2 separate regions of the Homo sapiens genome follow, and region 2 is linked to region 1. A link is an interaction called in ENCODE POLR2A ChIA-PET data of the cell type or tissue named here. Cell type or tissue: OCI-LY7. All regions are shown on one strand. Each heading gives the region's core, and the rest is flanking DNA. Links, peaks and the distances in the headings are about the cores only. Region 1 overlaps FBLN7 (fibulin 7). Region 2 overlaps TTL (tubulin tyrosine ligase).

Region 1 (11,594 bases), core at 3,636-7,635:
CCAGCCGGAACCCAGGGTTGCAGGTAAAATGGACTTCGTGATCCACTAAGTACTTGCTTCCAAACTTTCTGCCGTCTGCGGGGGTGTTCAGAGCCGGGCAGGAAACTGTAAGGAGAGATGGAAGGATTACGAGCTCCTCATCCTGGACCACAGCCCTTAGACATTACTGAATTACAGGACTTCCCATCTCGAAGTGCCCTCTGTTGCATGCCTGCTGCAGGCTGTGCACTGTGCTGGTCATTCTGCATGCTGCGTCTCATCAAGTCCTCAAAGCTCTCTTGGGGATGGGTGGTACGATGCCTGCTTAGCAAAAGGTGATGAGACTGGGGCTCAGAGACACTAAGTGCTGTGTGCAAGGCCTCGAAGCGTGGGAGGCCCACCCTGCAATGATCCGCTTCATCACTGCCACCTACTCACTCTGATTTTCTGGGGCTCCAGCCCCCCTGGGTTTCTTTAGGTCTCCTGAACAGGCCGGGCTCAGCCCCAGCTCCAGGCCTGGGATTTTGCTCTTCTCTCTGCCTGGAATGTTCTTTCCTCAGAGCTTCCACAACTGGCTCCTTCTCACTCTCCAGGTTTCCACTCATATGCCACCACCTCCCCGCGTGTTCCCTGGCCACCGTGCCTAACCCAGACCTCCCCAGACACTCTTCCCCAGGTGCTCACTCTGCTGTCTTCTCAGTATCTGTAACCATCCGAACTTTCTTATTGACTTGCCTCTTTCTAGATATGCGGTCAGTCCTCTCCATCAGAATGCATCTGGCCTATGTTCCTGTGTATCCCCAGCACCAGCCCACTGCCTGGCACATAGTGAATACTGGATAAATCATAAATCATTCTTGAACAAATGAATGAATGGAGCCTTATTTATTGCATCTTTACTATGTGCCAGGCACTATATTAGGGACTTAGGCAGGCACTATATTAGGGACTTGGGCTATATCCATGAACAAAATAGACAAAACCCAACCCTCAGGAAGCCCACCATCTAGCAGGGGAGATAATAAGCAATGGCGAAGTGTGGGGCCATGTAGAAAATGAAAGCAGGGAATGATGCTGGAGATGCTGGAGAGAGGGCATCATTTTGAATACAGTGGTCAGGGCAGGCCTCACCAGAACGAGTTGAAGGTGAAGGCACAGCCAGACAGATGTCTGGGGAGGGCAGAGGGACAGCTGGTCAAACATCCTGAGGTGGGGATGTGCCTGGCAGGTCTGAGGAATGTCAAGGAGGCAACAGGACTGGAATAGAGTGGACGAGGTGGAAAGTAGTTAGACATGAGTCAGGCAACAGGATCAAGACAGCTCAGAGTTACACGGGGCATTGGAAAGAAAACAAAAAGGCCATGCAACTTGTTCTCCGTGTGAGACCGGGCCTCTGGAGGTCTCTCTCAGCAGCACTCCTGCTGCGGTTTGATTGTGAAGTGCCCGTACAAGAGGAAGGGGAGGGAAGCTCAGGCCAGGGTAGTAGCTGAGCATGAGGGACATGGTTCGAATCCTGGCTGCTCTGTGAAGATTTCCCGAAGGACTGATGTGGTTGGAGAGAGACGGGGTGAAGCTAGCCTGTTCCTCTTCTTTTTGCAACAGAGCATCACGCATGGGCGACGAGGGAATGCCCAAAGTTAGGATGGCTTGGATTTGGATTCAGTTTAGATGGAAATTCAGAGCCACTTCTAAAATGCATTTAAGGTAAATTCCAAGTGTCATTTGCCATGTTCATATTTTAAACAGGCACAAACAGAACTGTTGCTTCAACTGTGCAGGTCAAAGCAAGTGACAGAGTCACTGAGCATCCCCCATGAGGATGCACTGATCAGGGGTGTCCTGGACCAGAGGCCATTAAGGAGCGTGATGGGCCTCCCTGTCCAGGAGTGCAGCTGGCAGGATGGTGTAGCCCTGCCCAAAATCCCACCTGGGCCGGACACAACCTAGGGTTCTTTGAGGAGCAGCCGTGGCAGCCTGAGCTGGGGCGGAGGGAGGTGCCGGACCCTCCGAGGATGCTCGGTGGCCTTTGGTGATTGGGGAATATCTGCCCATTGCTGCATCGCCTTCCTTGAGTAAAGCTCCAAGTTGGCCCCCAGTGGTAATAACCTTGTGAGTAGCAAGCGAGTGAGAGCTCACATCCCAGGACTCGGCTGCTCCCGGGGTTCTGCCTCAGCCTCTGAAATAAATTACTTTATAGTTCTTTTTTTTTACATCTAGTACTTTATTGCGTTAAAGAGTTTTAAAATGCATTGGGGGAAAATAGTAGGGTCTCTTTGGGGATGAAAAATCTTTAAAAACCTCGACAAAAGAAAACTACCTGCAACTCACAAATACACCATACCTGAATAGATTGAACAGTATCTGGCACTTAATAGATGCTTAATAAATGTGAATGGAGTGGATTAATGGATACAAATTAATTAAAAATCAATTTGTAGTCACATCCCAAATGGGAGCTGAAGGCCCTTCTCTAGTGACAGAAGGGGAACGTGTCCTTTGGTTGATTCTGTTGGCGAGAAGCACATCCTACTGAGTGTGCAGAGCCACAGCGAAGCTCCCTGCGCCTTCCGAGGTGAAGTTAGCATGTAAGGAGTGAGACCCACAGTTAAGCAGTCTCAGCAACATGGGGACATGAATCCGCTGAGGCTGCTCTGGATGAACCCTGAAGCTGATGGGTTGTGATGATGCACCCAGGAAACAGGAGGGAGGTACTTCATATGGAAGCCAGAGAGGAAGACCAAGAATTCTCCAGAACTGGAAATTATTCTTCCTGACTCCCAGCAAATTCCCTTAAAAAAAAAAAAAAAAGGCAAAACAGGCCTGGCACAGGAGCACCCGCCTGTAATCCCAGCACTTTGCGAAGCTGAGGCTGGAGGATCGCTTGAGCCTGGGAGTTCAAGATCAGCTTGGGCAACATAGTGAGACCCCATCTTTACAAAATTTTCAAAATCAGGTGCAGTGGTGTGCACCTGTAATCCTAGCTACCTAGGAGGCTGAGGTGAGAGGATCGCTTGAGCCTGGGAGGCTGCAGTGAACTAGGATCACTCCACTGCTCTCCAGCCTGGGTGACAGAGCGAGACCTTGTCTCTCTTTTAAAAAGCAATAAGGTAGTTTTCCCACTATGTGCCATTTGATCTGGGCAGGTGTCTGGCTTTCCTCCAGGTGCGGGCCCAACCCCCACCACACCCTGAAAAGGGATCCTGACAGCTGCCTGTCCTCTGCAGGGCTGTCACAGGATCAGCCTCTGCACGCATAAAGTACCCAGCACGGGGTCCCCCACACACTTAGAAATACAATACATGATGGCGATTTTTTAAAAAGAGAATTTGGCACTTTAAAAAATGTTGTACATTTCAGAGATGAAAGCCCCTGAATCTTGGGAAGGAGGATGAATAATGTAATAATAACTGCCTTTCTATCTGTCTAGCGGGCAGGGCCCTCTCACATGGGCAGGGCCCTCTCACATGGGCAGGGGAATTGTATAACATTCCCTGTGGGCTCCACTGAAACTCCCAGGGACCGCAGGCAGCTCTGACCCCATGAAAACAAGGAAGGCTTTGTGGAGTCAGGCCTTGACCGCTAACTTACTTGTCTTGGCCTCAGTTTCCCCATCTGAGGCAGGAAGGAAAGACACCCTGCCTGCACCATGGAGTTGGGGTGTGTGGAGCCCCAGTGAGGGCTTGGGCCTCACAGTGCCTTGGAAAGTGTGAGGCTTGGCTGGTGGTTATTTCTGCAGCTGTGGAGCCAAGGAAAACAGGAACGGACTCAGTGCCGTTGAGAGCTGGATTTGCCACCATCATCTCCGAGAAGGTAGGAAATCCAACGCCTTCCCCAGGAAACTTCAACTCACTCAACAAAGACAGCCCTTGATAAATGTGTCTGCAGTGAGTAAATGATGTCAGATATTCCACAGGCTCCTGACTTTGAATGAACATGATGACTGGCCCCTGTCCCCCAGCACCCTAAGACACCGGAGGAAAACCAGCCGCCCATCTCTGGGTCTTGGCGGTGTGAAAGCTGTTACAGGGCAAGCATGAAAAAGTGCCCTTGTGTCTGTCAGAGTCCTGCCCTCATGGGAGGGAGTCTGGGGTGTCGGCTGTAGCCTCATCAGACAAGTGGAACTTGTCCTCAGCAGCCCTTCCCTCCCAACCGTCCTGGTACTAACGGGGACTCCCTGGAGGGTGCACTTTCACGCCTGAAGCACTGGAGCCAACCTTGGTCATGGACTGGAACCAGTGTATTGCACTGGCTCGGGCTGAGTGTGTGTGTGTGTGTGTGCGCGTGTGCGTGCGTGTATGCGTGCTTGTGTGTGCGTGTGTGTGCGTGCGTGTGTGCGTGTGCGTGCGTGTGCGTCTGCGTGTGCGTGCGTGTGTGCGTGCGCGTGTGTGCGTGTGCGTGCGTGTGCGCGTGCTTGTGTGTGTGCGTGCGTGTGTGCGTGTGCGTGCGTCTGCGTGTGCGTGTGCGTGCGCGTGTGCGTGCGCGTGTGTGTGCACGCACAGAGGGTGTGGAGGAACGCAGTGCTTTCCACTCAACTCTGCTATGAACTTAAAACTGCTCTAAAAAATTATCTTAAAGTAAAATCAAAAATGAAAACAAAACCAAAACTGGATCCAACTTGTGGACGGGGAAGGGAAAAGCAGTGCGTGATCTAAAAGTGGCGCCTTGCAACAGTTTGGTCCGTATGAAGACGTGATAGTTGTTAAGGCCAGAATGAAAAGGCTGAAGAAGAAAAGGGGTGACATTGAGGCTGAGGGAGAAGAAAGGGGGCAGCTGCCTTTCTAATGTGCTCCCCCCACCCCCACTGCCACCAACCAGGCTTACAAATGGGCCACAGATTGGCCCGGCGCGGTGGCCCACGCCTGTCATCCCAGCACTTTGGGAGGCCGAGGCGGGCGGATCACGAGGTCAGGAGATCGAGACCATCCTGGCTAACAAGGTGAAACCCCGTCTCTACTAAAAATACAAAAAATTAGCCGGGCGTGGTGGCGGGCGCCTGTAGTCCCAGCTACGCGGGAGGCTGAGGCAGGAGAATGGCGTGAACCCGGGAGGCGGAGCTTGCAGTGAGCCGAGATCGCGCCACTGCACTCCAGCCTGGGCGACAGAGCGAGACTCCGTCTCAAAAAAATAAATAAATAAATAAATAATAAATAAAAAAGGGGGGGCCACAGTTGGAAGATGGAAGGTGATGGGGGAAGGGTGAGGGGTGACGAGGGGCCTCCAGCTGGGAGCGTCTCGGGGAGAGTGCTCGAGTGCTGCGCTGCCGCCCCAGCGGTGCCGACGTGGGGACCCACCTGGAAGGGCATCTGGGCCCACCCTGCCCACAGAGTTCTGCAGCGCGGCCAGCCGGCTCTTCATGTGGCGGATGCCCTCGGCGAAGCGTGTCTCCTGGCCCTTCAGCAGCTGCTGCAGCTGGCGGATGGCCGAGAGGAGCTGCTGTTTGCTGAGACAGTTCTGCGGAGAGAAGACATCGCCGCCACCACCCATTGAGACTGACTCAGTCCCACATGCTTGTCTGAGCTTCCGAAATCGCCGAAGCCACGGGGTCCAAACCGCGTTTGAAGCTCACTCAACGCAACGTAAAAGTGACCTGCCGCTGGACAGCCCCAAGTACATGCATGGTAGCCCCAGTTCACCCCTTGACAAAAACAAAATGCAGGCAGGACGGATGACTCTAAATGACCGGGTGGATGAACAGTTATTTGAACCCAAAGAGCCTTATAATCACCACGCTGCCACTCTGAGAGATTCTCTCTAATTCTTCACTCTAAGTTAATGCTCTGAAAACCCTGGGCCTTGGCAAACATTTTCTTTCTGTCACTCTTAGACATTTTTAAAAGCAAAGGGCCAATAATACATGTAAAACAGGCAAAACAGGAATGCCCAATGGTTCCTATTCTTTAAAGACATATAACATGGGAAATAAGAAAAAAAAAAACTCACTAGAGTTAAAGAGGCATTCAATAAAAGTCAATGTTCAGTTCTGATGATTTTTTTTTTAAGCCATAGAAAGGCAGAAAATGGAGGATCATGCTTATCATGATAAAGGCTACCTAACTTAAAGCAGCATCAAGCATCATACTTTTTGTTTGCTTGTTCAAACAACAGAAACTTATTTCCTCACAGTTCCGGGGCTAGAAGTCCAAGATCAAGGCATCGGCAGTGTTAGTTTCTGGTGATGTCTTCTAGATGGCAGATGGCCACTCCCCGGAGGTGCCAGCATTCTACTTAATGCTAAAATTCTCAAGGTTTCCTGGCCGGGTACGGTGGCTCATGCCTGTAATCCCAGCACTTTGGGTGGTCAAGGTGGGTGGATTGCTTGAGGCCAGAAGTTCGAGACCAGCCTGTGCAATATAGTGAGACCTCATCTTTACAAAAAATTTAAAAATTCAGCCAGGCTCGGTGGTTCATGCCTGTAATCCTAGCACTTTGGGAGGCTGAGCCGAGCGGATCATGTGAGGTCAGAAGTTCGAAACCAGCGTGGCCAACATGGTGAAACCCAGTCTCAACTACAAATATTTTTAAAATTAGCCGGGCATGGTGGCAGGTGCCTGTAATCCCAGCTACTCGGGAGGCTGAGGCAGGAGAATCGCTTGAACCTGGGAGGCAGAGGTTGCAGTGAGCCGAGACTGCACCACTGCACTCCAGGCTGGGCAACAGAGCAAGACTCTGTCTCAAAATAATAAATAAAATAAAATAAAATAATTAAAAACAAAAAAATTAGCCGAGCCCGGTGATGTATGCCTGTAGTGCCAGCTACTTGGAAGGCTGAGGTGGGATGATTGCCTGAGCCTGGGAGGGAGGTTGCAGTGAGCTGCAATCACATCACTGCACTCCAGCCTGGATAACATTGAAACCCTATCTCAAAAACAACAACAACAACAAAACCAAACTAAATATTTCCAATCTCAACTGCCTTTAAGAACCAGGACAGGCTGGGCACGGTGGCTCACGCCTGTAATCCCAGCACTTTGGGAGGCCGAGGCGGGCGGATCACAAGGTCAGGAGATCGAGACCATCCTGGCTAACACGGTGAAACCCCATCTCTACTAAAAATACAAAAAATTATCCGGGTGAGGTGGCGGGTGCCTGTAGTCCCACCTACTCAGGAGGCTGAGGCAGGAGAATGGCGTGAACCCCGGGGGGCAGAGCCTGCAGTGAGCCGAGATCGCGCCACTGCACTCCAACCTGGGCGACAGCGAGACTCCGTCTCAAAAAAAAAAAAAAGAACCAAAGAACCAGGACAGGCTGGGTGCGGTGGCTCACGCCTGTAATCCTAGCACTTTGGGATCACTTGCATCCAGGAGTTCAAGACCACCCTGGGCAACAGACTGAGACCCTGTCTCTACAAAAAATAAAAAATTAGCTGGGCATGGTGGTGCTCGCCTGTAGGCAGGAAGATCACTTGAGCCTGGGAGGTTGAGGCTGCAGTGAGTCATGATTGCACAACTGTACTCAGCTTTGGTGACAGAGTGAGACCCTGCCTCAAAAAAATTAATTACCTAATTAAGAAAAAGAGCCAGGACATGAAAAATAGTAAAGGAGGGGTGAATCAAGTGGGGAGGGATGGGACCTCGGCCTTGTGGAGCAAGCAGGTCTCTACTAAGGCCATTCACATTCACTGGGGGCTGTGTGTTACAACAGCACAGCCTGGACTCTGCTGCCTGCACAGGAGACAGGAGACACATCAAGACGATGATGGTTATCTTTAGGGATAGGCTTATGGATTATGTTTTAATTTAATTTAATTTTTTTTTAATGAGATAGAGTCTCACTCTATCACCCAGGCTGGAGTGCAATGGCACAATCTCAACTCGCTGCAACCTCCACCTCCCGGGTTCAAGTGATTCTCATGCCTCAGCCTCCCTAGTAGCTGGGATTACAGGTGCCCACCGCCATGCCCCGCTAATTTTTGTATTTTTAGTAGAGACGGGGCTTCGCCATGTTGCCCAGGCTGGTCTCGAACTCCTGACTTCAGGTGATCTGCCTGCCTTGGCCTCCCAAAGCGCTGGGATTACAGGTGTGAGCCACCGCACCCAGTCTTAATTTTATTTTTTCTACTTAATTTTTTTTCTACTGAGTATTGGTTTTATAATTCAAAAAAACTCTCTAAAATACAGTGGAACAGTAAAGTGGCAGGGAGGTGTGTGGCCCCCACAGCCAGGGTGGCTTCCAGCCTCACCAACGAAGCACCACAACCACAACCACCACCACCACCGCGGTGGGAATGGAGCCACTGCCGCTCTCCCAGGGAGGCTGCCAGGCCTCTGCACCGTGGAGATTTCACCAAACAGATGACTCACTGGCCAGACTGAATGGATGCTTTTGACACAGTTGAATCCCCAGTTGCCCCTGGAATTCGTTAATCCCGGGGGCTCCTGGGCCTCCACCATACCCAGGGCCTGACCAGGCACAGCCCCAAACGCAATTGCTCGGAAGAGAAGTTTGGTTTGTTTTCCTTCCTCCTCCCACGTTGTGGTCCCTCCCACGCAGGTCCTGGGGCACTCAGGAGCGACCTCCTGCAACCCCGTACCTGCCCAGCACCGTGCAGCCCTGCCACCCAAACCTGATTTCCCACACCCACGTCCCCTTCCTTAAAAAAGGGGGGCTCTGCTTTTATAGATGACTTCATGGTTTATATGTCAATTGCATTTGTGTACTTCAGTCTACAAAGAGCTTCTTCGCTGTAACAAAGAATAGTTCAGCTACTGGCCGGCAGCAACCCCGTGGAGAAACGGGGCTTGTCTCCATTTCATAGAGAAAGATATGGAGGCTGAAAGTCAAACACCTTCCCCCAAATCATGGGGCTTAGGAGCAGTAGAGCCAGGCCAGGAAGTCTGACTCCCACCCAGCCCCGCCGGCCACCCCAATGGACTGCCTCCTTTGTTCTCACAGGCTCCTGTGTGGTGAATGATCTTATTGATGAATTTGCACTAGGGATTGATAGGACTGAGCCCAAATGCCCCACAGTAGATTTCTCACTCCCGTGCAAAGTTCAGGTTGGGCACCTGGGCAGCGGGGGCAGGAAGCGTGAAGGGAAGGTGGAGGAGACGTCCTTGCCCACATCCAGCCAGGCGAACAGCTGCCTCCTGCGCTACGAGCTGGCCAGGCCCTGACAGCTGAAAGTGGGTTCGCGGAGCCGCAGCTGCCCCGGGTACATGGAGGGCTCAGTTTTGAAGCCGGGAGAAATCTGTGCCAAAGGCTGCGCTGGGAAGGGCAAGCATACTGCCAGGAACCTGGGGTGATGGCCTGGGGCTCCAGGAAGTAAAGGAAGCAGGGGAGTGTGTGTGGAGGGACAGGGTCTTGTCTTCTACTTGGCCGCTGGGCAGCCAAGTATTTCTAACCCCAGTGCTGCTGGCTCCAGGCACAACTGCCCTCTGCTTCCGGTGCCACTTCCTGCTCCGTGGGCAACAGGCGCCAGCTGCTTTCTCCCCGGTGCTCATTGAGGGTGAGATGTGCCCAGCTTGCCAGTTACCACGGAAAAACCTTAAACATCTTCAAGACCAAGCAAACCAAGGCTGCATCTCCGTCCCAGGCGGGGAGGGAGACAGGAAGGCTCCAGGCTGACTTGCCGAGGGAAGGTGAGGAGGCTGTGGCCCATCCCAGCCTCCAACCTCTCTGGGGTGAGGCTGATGAAACAGAGCGTGGTACAAGGAAGCATCTTGCTGCTCTCGGCAAGCCAGCATGCCGGGGCTGGGGCCAGGGAGCCCGAGAAGCAGAGAGTATCCGTGCCTTTGACATGAGGTTTGAGGGTCTGAGCTGCAGCTGCTCCTAACAGGGCAGGTCCTGGATGCCATGCTCATCTGTCACCTGAGTTGGTATAGGCACAGGCATCACCGAGCTCCTTTGCAAAGCTAGATGATGAAGCTGGAATCCTTACATACCAAGACATGCACCCATGAGACCCACATTATGGGGACAAATGAGGTCATGTGAGGGGCCTGAGACCCCAGTGCCCCCTTTTTCCAAGCTGAGAAAGCTTTATCATTTTGCTTGATCATAAAAAGAAAGCATAATCTCTGCAAAACAATTCAAAATACAGAAAAATGCATTCAAACAAAGAACAAGTCCCACAACCAGAGACAACCACTGTTAACTTTTCGTTGGGTTTCAAGTCTTGGGTTAGACACAGGTGCTCCCTTGCACAGACGTCACCATGCAGCCCCACAGGATGCAGGCTCTATGTCAGCTCTTTCCCCTCAACACTGGCTGTGGCATCATTTTCATGTTAACGAGCAGAGCAACCGGCCTGTCTCTGAGTCTCAATTCTCATTCCTCAATGCACTCTTTTCAGTCTGGGCAGGGGGCTCCTTGCCCACAGCCACAGTTGTCTGCCATTCCCCTCCCAAACCCACCACCCTCCCCTGCTCTGAGCCATGCATGGAAGCAGGCCATTTCCTTCCATGCACATGTGGTCCTTGCTGAGGTCAGGCCAAGGGTGCTGTGAGGGGCTATGGGATGGACAGGAAGCCGGCCGGACCCTCAAGGGCTGTCCACCTGCTGCTCAGTGAAGGGCTGGCTTTTGGGTGAGGCTTTCCCATCTCAGGGTTCCAGGTCCCAACAGTGAAAAGCAACCCCAGGCTCCGCACAGCCCTCGAAGCTGACCTCCCACTCTCCAAGGTGGGAGTGGGTGAAGGTCAGATCCAGACAGGGCAGCAAGGGGAGGCCCCTGCACACCAGGAAGGACAGAGCGTGTTCCAGAGGCCGTCCCCTCGAAGCTGAGGAAGCTGCCATGTCTGGGTCCTCACTTTCCCAGGCCTCTTCCAGGGCTCTTGAGGCGCCCCGTTTTAAATCTTTTTCTTAGAGAGATCCCCTCAAATGGTATAAATTTTCATCCCTTCAAAACCAGTCGTGGCCCAACTTATGTCATTGACAATAAATAATGACGAATAGTTTCCATTTCTTTGAATTAATAACTTCTTTGAAATGGAACTAAGAGGAGACATGCAGTGAAACCTTCCATCTTTGAGTAGAAAAATATCAAGGTTTACCGTTTCTGTTATGAAACTCTTTAAAGGGGTGAGTACTTCATCTAACTTGACACCAATGGCAATGTTTGCAGAGAACCAGTTAGAGAAGGAACAACAGATGTCACCCCATCCAGGTTTTTCCAAGCTGGAGTAGAGGTGGCATGGATGGTTCTGGAAGACGCAGACCAGTGCTGAGAGCTGGGCGAGGGGAGGAGCTGGTTTTAAGGCTCTTGGAAGCAAGAAGGCCCATGGAACGCTCCATCCACCCCTGCCCTTCTCCGGGAATTCTTGTCCATCTCCCCTCCAGCCCCTTCTCGCACAGTGTTTACTCCGGCGGGTCCACGGAAGATTCCTCAGAGATCACCAGGCTCCCTTCCTCTGAGAACCAACTACCACTTGCAGGATGGCTGGGCCTCCAGAGACATTTCGTACCCCCAGACCCTACCTCCTGGTCCAAGGGTGGACACAGCCAAAGATGGGTGTGTGTCCCCCGGCTCACCCGGTCCCCTGCCAGCAGGCCTGACCCCTCTCATCCCATCCAGGCCCCCATGCTGTTTGGGCTCACTCCGAACCTGCTCTGAAGGCAACAGAGGGTACAGAGAAGCTTCAGGAGTATGTACGGAAACATGGGGACTGGTCCCTGGGGCT
Region 2 (11,594 bases), core at 3,140-7,139, 380 kb before region 1:
GCAACCTCTACCTCCTGCCTCAGCCTCCCAAATAGCTGAGATTACAGGCATGCACCACCATGCCTGGCTAATTTTGTATTTTTAATAGAGACAGGGTTTTACCATGTTGGCCAAGCTGGTCTTGAATTCCTGACCTCAAGTAATCCATCTGCCTTGGCCGCCCAAAGTGCTGGGATTACAGGTGTGAGCCACCACACCCGGCCCAGCTTGTCAATTTCTGCAAAGAAGGCTGAGATTCTTGATCAGGATTGTGTTCAATTGGTAGATCAATTTGGGGCCTATTTTCATCCTAACAATAATTATCTCCCAATCCATAAACATGGGATGTCTTTCCATTTATTTAGGTGTTCTTTAATTTCTTTCAGAGATGTTTTGTAGTATTTGGTGTAGAAATGAACTTTTGTTAAATTTATTCCTAAGTATTTCATTCTTTTTGGTGTTGATATAAATGGAATTGTTTTCTTAACTTCAAATTGTTTGTAATATGTAGAAATACCATTGAGTTTTGTATATTGATCTTGTGTCTGGCAATCTTGCTAAACTCTTTATTAGTTCTAACAGCGTAAGTGGATTTCTTAGGACTTTTTCTATATGGTATCTTGTCGTCTGCAAAGAGAGATCATCATACTTCTCCCTTTCCAATCTGAATGCGCAGTCTTCTTTCCTTCCTTTTGTCGAATTGCTCTGTCTAGAACATTTAATACAATGTTGAAGTGACAAGAATAAATATACTTGTTTTGTGCCTGATATTGGGAAGAAAGCTCCCAACTGGAGCTTTCACATCACCATTAATATGATGTAGGCTGTGGGTTTTTCCAAAGATGCTCTTTATCATGTTGAGGAAGTAATTTATTTCTAGTTTGTTGAAAGGTTTTTTCCAAGAAAGAGTGTTGTGTATTGCCAAATGCTTTTTCAGTGTATATTGAAATGATCATGTGCTTTTTGTCCTCTTTTTTCTATTAAAGTGGTATATTATATTAAGTAAATTTTGTATGTTAAAAAAACCTTGCATTCTTTCTTTTCCCCTTCTCAACGTTTATTTTAGAATCAGGGGGGTACATGTGCGAATTTGTTACAAAGGTATATTGGGTGATGCTGAGGTCTGGGGTATGGTTGAACCTGTCACCCAGGTAGCGAGCACAGTATCCAATAGGTAGTTTTCAATCTTTGCTCCCCTCCTTCTCTCCTGGCTCTAGTAGTCCCCAGTGTCTGCTGTTCCCATCTTTTTTTTTTTTTTTTTTTTTTTTAGACAGAGTCTCTGTCACCCAGGCTGGAGTGCAGTGGCGCAATCTCGGCTCACTGCAACCTCCGCCTTCCAGGTTCAAGTGATTCCCCTGCTTCAGCCTCCTGAGTAGCTGGGATTACAGGCGCCTGCTACCACGCCCGGCTAATTTTTTGTATTTTTAGTGGAGACGGGGTTTCACCATATTAGCCAGGATGGTCTTGATCTCCGGACCTCATGATCCGCCCGCCTTGGCCTCCCAAAGTGCTGGGATGACAGGCGTGAGCCACCGCGACTGGCCTCTTCCCAACTTTATGTCCATGTGTACCCAATGTTTAGCTCCCACTTTTTAATTTTTTTGAGACAGGACTTGCTCTGTCACCTAGGACAGAGAGCAGTTGTGCGATCTCTGCTCACTGCAACCTCCTCTTCTCAGGTTCAAGCGATTCTTGTGCCTCAGCCATCAGAGTAGCTGGGATTACAGGCATGCACCACCATGCCTGGCTAATTCTTGTATTTTTTATAGAGACCAGATTTAATCATGTTGCCCAGGCTGGACTCAAACTCCTGGCCTCATTTGATCTGCCCACCTTGGCCTCCTAAAAGTGCTGAGATTATAGGAGTGAGCCACCGTGCTCAGCCTAGCTTCCACTTACAAGAGAACATGAGTTATTCCAAACTTTGTAATCTTAGGATAAGTCCCACTTAGTCATAATGTATAATCCTTTTTCTATGTTGCTGGATTTGGTTTACTAGTATTTTGTTGAAGATTTTTTCCGTTTGTATTCCCAAGAGATTATTGGTCTGCTATTTGCTTTTCTTGTGACATCTTTGTCTGGTTTTGGTATCAGGGTATTAAGAGTGACCTCATAAAGTTGAGGACACTCTTCTCAATTGAGGAGTATTTTCTTCTCTTCTATTTTTTAGGAGACTCTATGAAATATTGGTGTTAATTCCTTACCATCTGGCTTACAATCTGGTCCTGGGCTTTTCCCTGTGGGAAGTTTTAAAAGAATTATTATTAGTCCAACCTCTTTACTTGTATATTTCTTCATTAATACAGAAATTAACAAAATTTGTTACTGATTTCTGATTTTATTCCAACATGGTCAGAGAACATATGTAGTATAATTTCAATTCTTTTAAATTTACTGAGACTTGTTTTATGGCCTAGCATGTGATCTACCCCAGAGAATGTTCCATGTGCACTTGAGAAGGATGTGTATTTTGCTGCTGTTGGGTGGAGTGCCTTGTAGATATTTGTCAAGTCTAGTTGGTTTATAGTGTTTTCTATTTTCTTGTTGATCTTCTGCCTAGTTGCTCTAGCTATTATTGAAATGGAGTTTTGAGGGTTCCAACTATTGTAGTTAAATTGTCTGTTTCTTCCTTCAATTCTCTAAGTTTTTATGTCATGTATCTTTAGGCTGTATTGCTAGGTACATATGTTTATAATTGTCATATTTTCCTAATGGACTGACCCTTTTATCAATATAAAATGTCCTTGGCATACAAGTGGCCAAGAAACATATGAGACAATGTTCATCATCACTAATCAACAGAGAAATGGAAATCACAACCACAATAAGATATCATCTCACGCCAGTCAGAATAGCTATATTAAAAAGTCAAAAAATAACAGATGCTGAAGAGGCTAAGGAAAAAAAGAGAATGCTTATACACTGCTGGCAGGAATGTAAATTGGTTGAACCACTGTGGAAAGAAGTTTGGAGATTTCTCAAAGAATTTAAAACAGAGCAGCTGGGCATGGTGGCTCATGCCTGTAATCCCAGCACTTTGGGAGGCTGAGGCAGGTCGATCACCTGAGGTCAGGAGTTCAAGACCAGCCTAGCCAACATGGTGAAACCCTGTCTCTGCTAAAAATACAGAAATTAGCTGGGCATGGCGGCACACGCCTGTAGTCCCAGCTACTTGGGAGGCTGAGGCAGGAGAATCGCTTAAACCCAGGAGGCGGAGGTTGCAGTGAGCACAGATCACACCACTGCACTCCAGCCTGGGTGACAGAGAGAGACTCCACCAAACAAACAAACAAACAAACAAAAACAGAGCTACCATTCAACATAGCCTCCCATTACTGGGTATATATCCAAAAGAAAACAATTCATTCTACCAGAAAGACACATGCACCTATATGTTTATCACAGTGCTATTCACAAGAGCAAAGACATGGAATCAACCTAGGTGCCCATCAACAGTGGATTGGATAAAGAAAATATAGTACATATATACCATGGAATACTATGCAGCCATAAAAAAGAATGAAATCATGTCCTTTGCAGTAACATGGATGCTGCTGGAGGCCATTATCCTAAGTGAAATAACACAGGAACAGAAAACCAAATATTGCACAGTCTCATAAGTGGGAGCCAAACATTAGATACACATGGACACAAAAATGGCAACAAGAGACACTAAAGATGACAAGAGGGAGAAGGGAGGGAGGGGTGCAAGGATTGGAAAGCTAACCATTAGGTACTATGCTTACTACTTGGGTAATGGGATCTGTACCCCAACCTCAGGACCCATGTAACAAACCTGTGTATGTACCTCCAGAATTTAAAATAAAAGTTGGAACTATTAAAAAAAAGTCCTTCTTTGTCTATAGAAACAATTTTTTTCTTAAAGTTTATGTTGTCTAACATTAGTATAGCTACTCCACTTCTCTTTGAGTTACTGTTTGCATGGTATATCTTTTTCCATCATTTTACTTTCAACCTGTTTGTGTTTTTGAATCTAAAGTGTGTTTTGCCAGGTGCATTGGCTGATGCCTGTAATCCCAGCTGCTTAGGGGAGACTGAGGCAGGAGGATTGCCTGAGGACGGGAGTTCAAGACCAGCTTGGGAAACACAGTACGACCCTATCTCTAAAAAAAAAAAAATTTTTTTTGGAGAGATATCTGCACTCCCATGTTTACTGCAGCCTTGTTTGCAATAGCCAAGATTTGGAAGCGACCTAAGTGTCCATCAGCAGATGAATGGATAAAGAAAATATATTGCTTATACACAATGGAGTACTGTTCAGCCATAAAGAGTGAGATCCTGTCACTTCCAACAACATGGATGGAACTGAAGATCGTTATGTGAAGTGAAATTAGCCAGGTAAGTTTTGAAGTAAGCCAGGTCCTATCTCTAAAAAAATTGTTTTAAATTAGCCAAGTATGGTGGCAGGCACCTATAGTTCCAGCTACTTGGGTGGCTAAGGTGGGAAGATTACTTGAAACCAGAAGTTTGAGGCTGCAGTGAGCTATCATTACACCACTAGACTCCAACCTAGGCAACAGAGCAAGACTCTGTCTCTAAATAATAAAAATAAAAATAAAATGAAGTGTGTTTTTTGTAGATAGCATATAGTTGGATCATGATTTTTAAAAAAAATCAATTTGCCAATCTCTACCTTCTGATTGGAGTATTTAATTCATTTGCATTTAATGAAATTACTGATAAGGCAGGATTTATCTACCATTTTACTGTTGGTTTCTTTAGGCCTCTTGCCTTTTTTTTCTCCTCTATTTTTCATTACTTCCTTCTCTTTTCTTATATATTTTCTAGTGTAACATTTCTGTTTCCTTGTCATTTTTTACTATATATTTAAAATTATTTACTTAGTGGCTGGTGTGTCTTGAGGTGGACTCTTTGAGTCTTTCCTGCTTAGAATTTGTTGAGCTTCTTGGATTCACTTTAATGTTTTTCCTCAAAGTGGGAAAGGTTTTGGCCACTATTTCTTCCAGTATATGTTTTATCCCCTTCCCTCTCTCTCACTTATCTATTCTAGGACTCCTATTATGTGTATGTTGGTATGTTTGATGGTGTCTGACGGGTGTCTGAAGCACTGATCATTTTTCTTTGCTGATTTTTTTTTTCTGTTCCACAGACTGGATAATCTCAAATGACTTCTAATTTGCTGATTACTTCTTTTACCAGTTCACACATTTTTTAAACTTCTCAAGTAAATCTTTCATTTGCATTTTTGTACTTTGCAACTCTAAAATTTCTACTTGGTTCTATTTTATAAACTAACTTTCTTTCCTTTTTTCTTTTCTTTCTTCTTTCTCTTTTTTCTTTCTCAATCTTTCTCTTTTCTTCCCTCCCTCCTTTCCCTCCCTCCCTCCCTTTCTCCTTCTTTCTGCCTGCCTTTCTTTCCTTTCTCTTTCTTCCTCTCTCTTTCTCCCCTTCCTACCTTTCCTCCCTCCCTCTTTCCCTCCTTCTGCCTCTGTCCTCTCTGTTTGTGCAGACACTTAAGGTCAGACGAAAGAGCTGGGGAATTCTCAGGTCTCTTCTGGGCATGTGCACAGTCCTACACATGTGTGTGGCCTTCTGCATTCTTAGGAATAGGTTGAAGCTTTTCAAAACGTCCTATAGAAATCTCATTCCCAGTTTTTCCTTCTAAGTCTTTTGGTCAGTTTGTTTGTTCCAACTGTTACAGCCACCTTAGGAAGCTGAGATGTTCAACAATTGCTGTTGATTTTTTTTGACAAATGCACCCAGGGAAAAGGTTGTTCACACTGGGTAACCTCTTAGTCACATCAAATAAAGACAAGACCTAGGAGTAGGGACTTACATGGAACTACCAAAAAGGCCAAATGGCAATTCTCTGGTAATGAAGCTTTGGAGGAGTTCCAATCCCCTTCTGAGCCCTACGGTGGCTGCTCTGCTGCTGGATGTCAGCATGATTGTGTGGCCGAGGCTGTTGTGGAGCTGGGGAAAGGGGGAGTGGGAATAGGGTACATTAAAATGTCAGAAAGCTTGCTTTTCTTACCCAGATGCAACCCTTTCCTTTTTTTTTTTTTTTTTTTTTTGAGACAGAGTCTCGCACTGTCACCCAGGCTGGATGGAGTGCAGTGGCGTGATCTCGGCTCACTGCAAGCTCTGCCTCCTAGGTTCACGCCATTCTCCTGCCTCAGCCTCCCAAGTAGCTGGGACTACAGGCACCTGCCACCGCGCCCGGCTAATTTTTTGTATTTTTAGTAGAGATGGGGTTTCACTGTGTTAGCCAGGATGGTCTCCATCTCCTGACCTCGTGATCGCCCGCCTTGGCCTCCCGAAGTGCTGGGATTACAGGCCTTTTCTTGAATAAATGGATTGCTGCAAGCCTCTGGTTAATGTCTAGACAGTTTTGCTAGTGTTCTCATTGCTTTTATGGAAGAGAGGGTTTTCAGAGGTTGTTACTCTATTATGCCCACTGATGTCCTCTCATAATTTTTGAAAGGAATTATGCTTGCAACAATCTTCAAGTTCTGCTACTATGTATTGCATTGGAGAGGGGTTCATTTTCCTTTGCCTTCAGGGACTGCTATGGTTTGAATGTGTTCCCCAAAGTAAATGTGTTGGAAACTTAATCTCTACTGCAATAGTGTTGAGAGGTGGGACCTGTAAGAGGTTAGGTCACGAGAGCTCTACCCTCATGAATAAATTAATGATGTTATGCCAGGAGTGGGTTAGTTATCACAGGAATGGGTTGCTAGTTAAAGGGTGAGTTAGACTCCATTCCTCTCTTGCCATGTGATGCCTTCTGCCATGCTGAGGCAGCAAGAAGGCCCTCACCAGATATAGCCCCTTGATATTGGACTTCTCATCCTCCAGAACCGTGAGCCACATACACTTCTCTGTAACATTCTGTTATGGCAATACAAAATAGACTAAGATATGGAGGGATGCTTTGGGGAAAACACTTCTAAAATATGGGTTATGGGAGAACTTCAGGTTAAGAAGGAGGTGTAGCTACTGACAGGAAGTGGGACCAGTCTTTAAGAGAAGTCTTCCAAAGGCTTTGGGCCTGTCCACTCTCAGGGTCCTAAGTAGGTGCCTGCCTGGATCCATGTCTGCTTGCACCCTGCACCCTGCACCCTGCCCATGCAATCTCTGCTGAGTCCACTGGGAATGTGTCATAGTGTATGTGAAACCTGTTTGGAGTGGAGTGCCTACACAGGGCTTCTGGCATGGAAACCTCCTCTGTGCCAGAGGTATATTTATGAAGTGGAAGCAGCCACAGAAGGCAGGCCAGCCATACAAAGGAAAGATGTCCAAAGCATTCAGCCTTATTGCACAAGAAGTTACAAGTTAATAACAATTTGCATTAATGAAACTCTTTCTATCCACAAGACTAAGCATCTCAGGTGTGTGAGGTTTATAGGTATTTAAAAACCTGGCCTTGGTGAAATGCTTTACAAGAACTCGATACACAAGACACGTAAGAAACGATGGGCTGGGACTTTGGCAGCTGAAATAGTCTCAGTGCTTCACTGAGAAGCTCATCAGTTTTGAAGGACAATCTGTTGGCTTATGTATTGGGTAACATCCTGGGGTCAGCAAATTACTGCACATCTGGCCTGCTTTTATACGGCCTATGAGCTAAGAGTTGGAGAAAAAAACAAAAAGTATGCAAAAAAGGCCCTACATGGTTTGCAAAGCCTAGCAGATTTATTATCTGGCCTTTTACAGAAAGTCTGTCTACCCCTGAGTAACGGCATCATGGATTTATATTTACTTTATTATTTATTTACTTTTGAGACAGGGTCTTGCTCTGTTGCTCAAGCTAGAGTACAGTGGTGTGAACATGGTTCACTGCAGCCTCACACCTCAGCCTCAAGCGATCCTCCCACCTCAGCCACCACCACATGCCACCATGCCCGGCTAATTATATGGTGAATTTAAATGACCAGTGATATCCCAGGACAGTCAATACCTACAACAAGAACCAAAGAGCACAAAAACACTTGAAATATCATTACTTTACTTTAGTGTTCCAGGCATTTTAAATATTCATACAATCGCCTTATTTCAGCAGTCATTTCCTCTCCAGTACAGATTTTGTGTCCAGAACCAGAGCCATGTACGTCACTGAATTTTCTCTACAGCACCCGCATGCTACACGGGACCTACTCCGGTGCCCATGTCTTTGCTAGTAGAGCCTCTCACCACACTTGCAAGAGGGCTGGACCTCCCCTTGCTTGATGTAGCCTCCACTGTGAATGAAAACACACTTTGTCACTTCGATCACAGTACATTTCCAGCACTCCCAGGTGTTCCATGTATGTGGCAATCATCCCACAGAGCTAGTGACACATCATGTCAGCTGGTACCTATGTCAGCACCTGCTCCACTATATCATACAGATGCTGAGGCACTTAAATGTTCTTGGTAAAATGGAGTTCATAATTGCCATAGGAGTTGAGTTTTGGGGAAAGGGACTTTCAATAATTAATACCCTTAATACATATTTAGCAGATTTATAATTTCGTGTCTGTTTACATTTGTTGTCAAAGCTTCATAAACTATTTATGTAAATGAAAGCATGTTTGAGTTTCCAAATGCTGCTATGACAAGCAAACAGAGAAACTGCTTAGACAACACCTGCTTGTGCCATAAATACATACGGCAACATCCGGTCATCCTTAAAGAAATGCTTGTGTTTCCAAAAAGAATTTTTTTTTTTAAGTCATAAGCCTTATGCAATTCTTCCAAGATAATAATGTGTTTGTCCTTCCTTCTCAAGCATGGTTCAAGGCATCTCAAGGCATATTGCTGTCTGAGGTTCTGATTTAACTGTCCGGGGGTACAGGGGAAGAGTGGGCACTAACATTTTTTAAAAGCTTCACAGTCATTCCAGCATGTAGTCAGTGTTGAGAACCTTGGTACTAAAGGCTCTTGCATCTTCCTACTGTCACTTGTCCTCATCAAAAGCCCTTGAGGTAGTCCCTGGGTCAGGCAATGATCTCTTTCATGGGCTAAGAAACTAAGGCACAGAGAGGTTAACAGGCTCCTCTGATACTGTGCAGTCAAATGACAGAACCATGATTGCAACTGACATTTCCAAATAAACCATGACTCCTCCCCCAGCAACGGGTAGCACTTACATGGACCAAAAGTATGAAGCCTGACTGGGAGCCAGGCATAACCTTCTGTGTCAAGGACATCATGGAAGGGAAAGGAACAGTTCTGAACCAATCATTCCGCATGAACAGAAATAAATACATAAAGCCAGGCTTGGTGGTGTGCACCTGTAGTCTCAGCTACTCAGGAGGCTGAGACGGGAGGACTGCTCAAGCCCAGAAATTCGAGGCTGCAGTGTGCTATGATTACAACTGCGAATAGCCACTGCAATCCAGCCTGGGCAACACAGTGAGACCACGTCTCTGTAAAATTTTATTTAAAATTTATTTAAAATTTATTTAAATTTATTTGAAATTTAAAATCAAATTTTAAAAATTTAAAAAATATTTTTTAAAAAGGAAATAAGTTCCTAAGATACTTATTGGAAGCCACATGAGGAATGAGGCATAACTTTTTCTTTTCTTAAAAGTCTTACTTCCCTCTTATATATGCCATTGAGTCAGGTTTCTCAGAAAATCCATCAAGATTCACAGACTTCCTGACATCTGAATTCTTAGCTCTGTTACTGTGAGGGCTAGAAAACTCGTGAATGTCTCTATAATTTGGGTCCAAAAGATAATTACAAACCTCTGTTAGCATGTGACAGCAATACAAAAATGCCCATGCTTTCCCTGTCACCCGCCCACCTAGACTTGCCAGGGACCCAGAACCCTACACGTTCTAACTGGGTATACATCTTCCCAGGATCCGATCAGATCTCACTCCCATCTCAGAATTTCCCAAACACCAACCCATCGGCTGCGTTGGGCCTCAAGGATTAATGACTACAACTGACTGTTTTATTTTGCTCTACAGGCAAACTTTTAAATCTGTATTCTGGGTAACCCCCAGGACGTTTATTTTGTAATTCCAAATTTCCATGAGAGCCAATTCACCTGGGACCTTCTCCACTTCACCCCAAGGTAACACCCTCACATCCTATCAACTATTGCTGTACCTAAGAAATAATTTCTATCATTATTGCCTTTTTCATTGTAAGTTCTCACATCTCATCATGTTCAAGGAGGCATTGATTTTCTCCTCTTTTGTAAAAGTCTCACCTGACTGCAGAAATGTTTTCTTGAGCCAAGTAGAAATGAGGAATGGAGCACACATAGGCATGAAGAAAGAACGTAGCACGTTCTGGTGGGGAGGGCAGTTTTCAATGGGTTGCTGTGATTTCCAGGACACTCTAGGAAGGGCCTGTTTACTCAGCTTACACTGAACACAAATGACATCTTGTTCTCCCTACTGCTAGTGATGTGGCCTCCTGAAAAGCCTATAAAGTATTAGTTAATCCAGTAAGCGGAAGCCACTTCTAACAGTACACATTTGTTGAGATTTACAAGACACTGTGTGGAGATGAAACCACTTCTTTCCCATTTTAGAAGACTTCCCCATTCAGGCAGGATATATACTCTCCTAATACCCACAGGCACAGGAACTCGAATCCTTCCTGGAAGGAAACCTGTCCCTCTAGCTACTGCAGAAAGTGCTTGGGGGCATAAAAAGAACAAAAAGGGGGAAAGCAACCTTTGTCTGGGGCAGGGCCACTTGGGGAGTGGAATTTTACTGACTCCTCATCCTCAAAGAGGTTTTTACAAACGTTTAAAAAAAAGTAAAAAAAGAAAAAAAAAGGGAACTAGGCAAAACTGCATTTAGAATTTTGGTTAAAGCAAAGAAAATTGAGAAAATTGAATCATCATATTTTCAAAGACCTACCATATTCAACCTATTAAGTAAAGCAATATATCATGTTTTTTTCTCTCTCATGCTTATTTGATGCTTACAGGTTCAGGGCAGACTTGCCACTTTGTTTCTAAAACATGCAGAGAGCAGACTTAGAGCAGCATATGCTGTTTTGGGGCCCAACCCGCACAAACCCTGACAGGTGACTGACCAAACACCATCAGGAAGGTGATGAGGGAAACCACCTTTGCCGAGAGGCCAGTGCACAGCACAAAACTAAGGACTGTTGGTGCATGCTTGTACAGAGCTTAGTGTGGCAGAGTGTTACCGAAGGGATGGGTGGGGAACACACAGGCAACCTCCAATATGCTCTGACGTCCAATCCATAGTCCAGAGCAGTGGGGCTGCAGCCGGGCATGGAGCTAAGGCACTAGGGCTGCAGTGGGTGGGAGGCACCGACCAGAGGTCCCAGTGCCCTGCCGTTCCCGGGGAGAGGGGAAGGAGCTCTGCTCACAAAGCTGCCTTTGTGTACCAAAGTTGTTTTCAAAAGTCTCAACAGCACTGCTGAGAGCTACATCTGGGAAGCCCCCTGAGCAGCCCTCTCTTTGGGAGCTGCCTCCTCTGCTCACGTGCCTTCTTCCATCTCATCTTTGCGAGTTGCCTTTCTTTCCCCTGCTGTGGGCTGGATAAAGAGCAATCCAGTCATTTCACCATTCCCTGGAGCAGGACCCCGTGCTTTTTCCAAGGCAGCAGGGAGTGCCCTCTGTCACAGCTTGATGAAGGCAGCTGGCTGGGTC

The links. ChIA-PET counts read pairs that join two places held together with the same protein. Peaks named below come from ENCODE experiments on the same cell type or tissue, not always from the same donor. Only the 100,000 strongest peaks of a DNase experiment are listed, where the experiment ranks them.
Region 2: POLR2A ChIA-PET joins it to region 1 with 13 read pairs; 2 of 35 experiments call an interaction of 5 or more read pairs at or near these places.

Annotation. Positions count from the first base shown.
Region 1 is chr2:112,153,512-112,165,105 of GRCh38, reverse strand. It overlaps FBLN7 (fibulin 7), which reads right to left. Exons shown (of 8, transcript NM_153214.3): 2 at 5,271-5,430; 3 at 1-105. Among named protein-coding and RNA genes, the nearest start is that of FBLN7, 21 kb to the right of the region's middle. RefSeq lists an enhancer at 7,739-8,568. In OCI-LY7, for the core only: no CTCF peak of the experiment used is centred there; a DNase peak (open chromatin) is centred at 5,375; H3K27ac peaks cover 784 bases.
Region 2 is chr2:112,528,765-112,540,358 of GRCh38, reverse strand. It overlaps TTL (tubulin tyrosine ligase), which reads right to left. Exons shown (of 7, transcript NM_153712.5): 7 at 1-11,594. The coding sequence ends at 11,564. Among named protein-coding and RNA genes, the nearest start is that of POLR1B, 7.9 kb to the left of the region's middle. RefSeq lists enhancers at 10,763-11,263, 11,264-11,594. In OCI-LY7, for the core only: no CTCF peak of the experiment used is centred there; no DNase peak of the experiment used is centred there.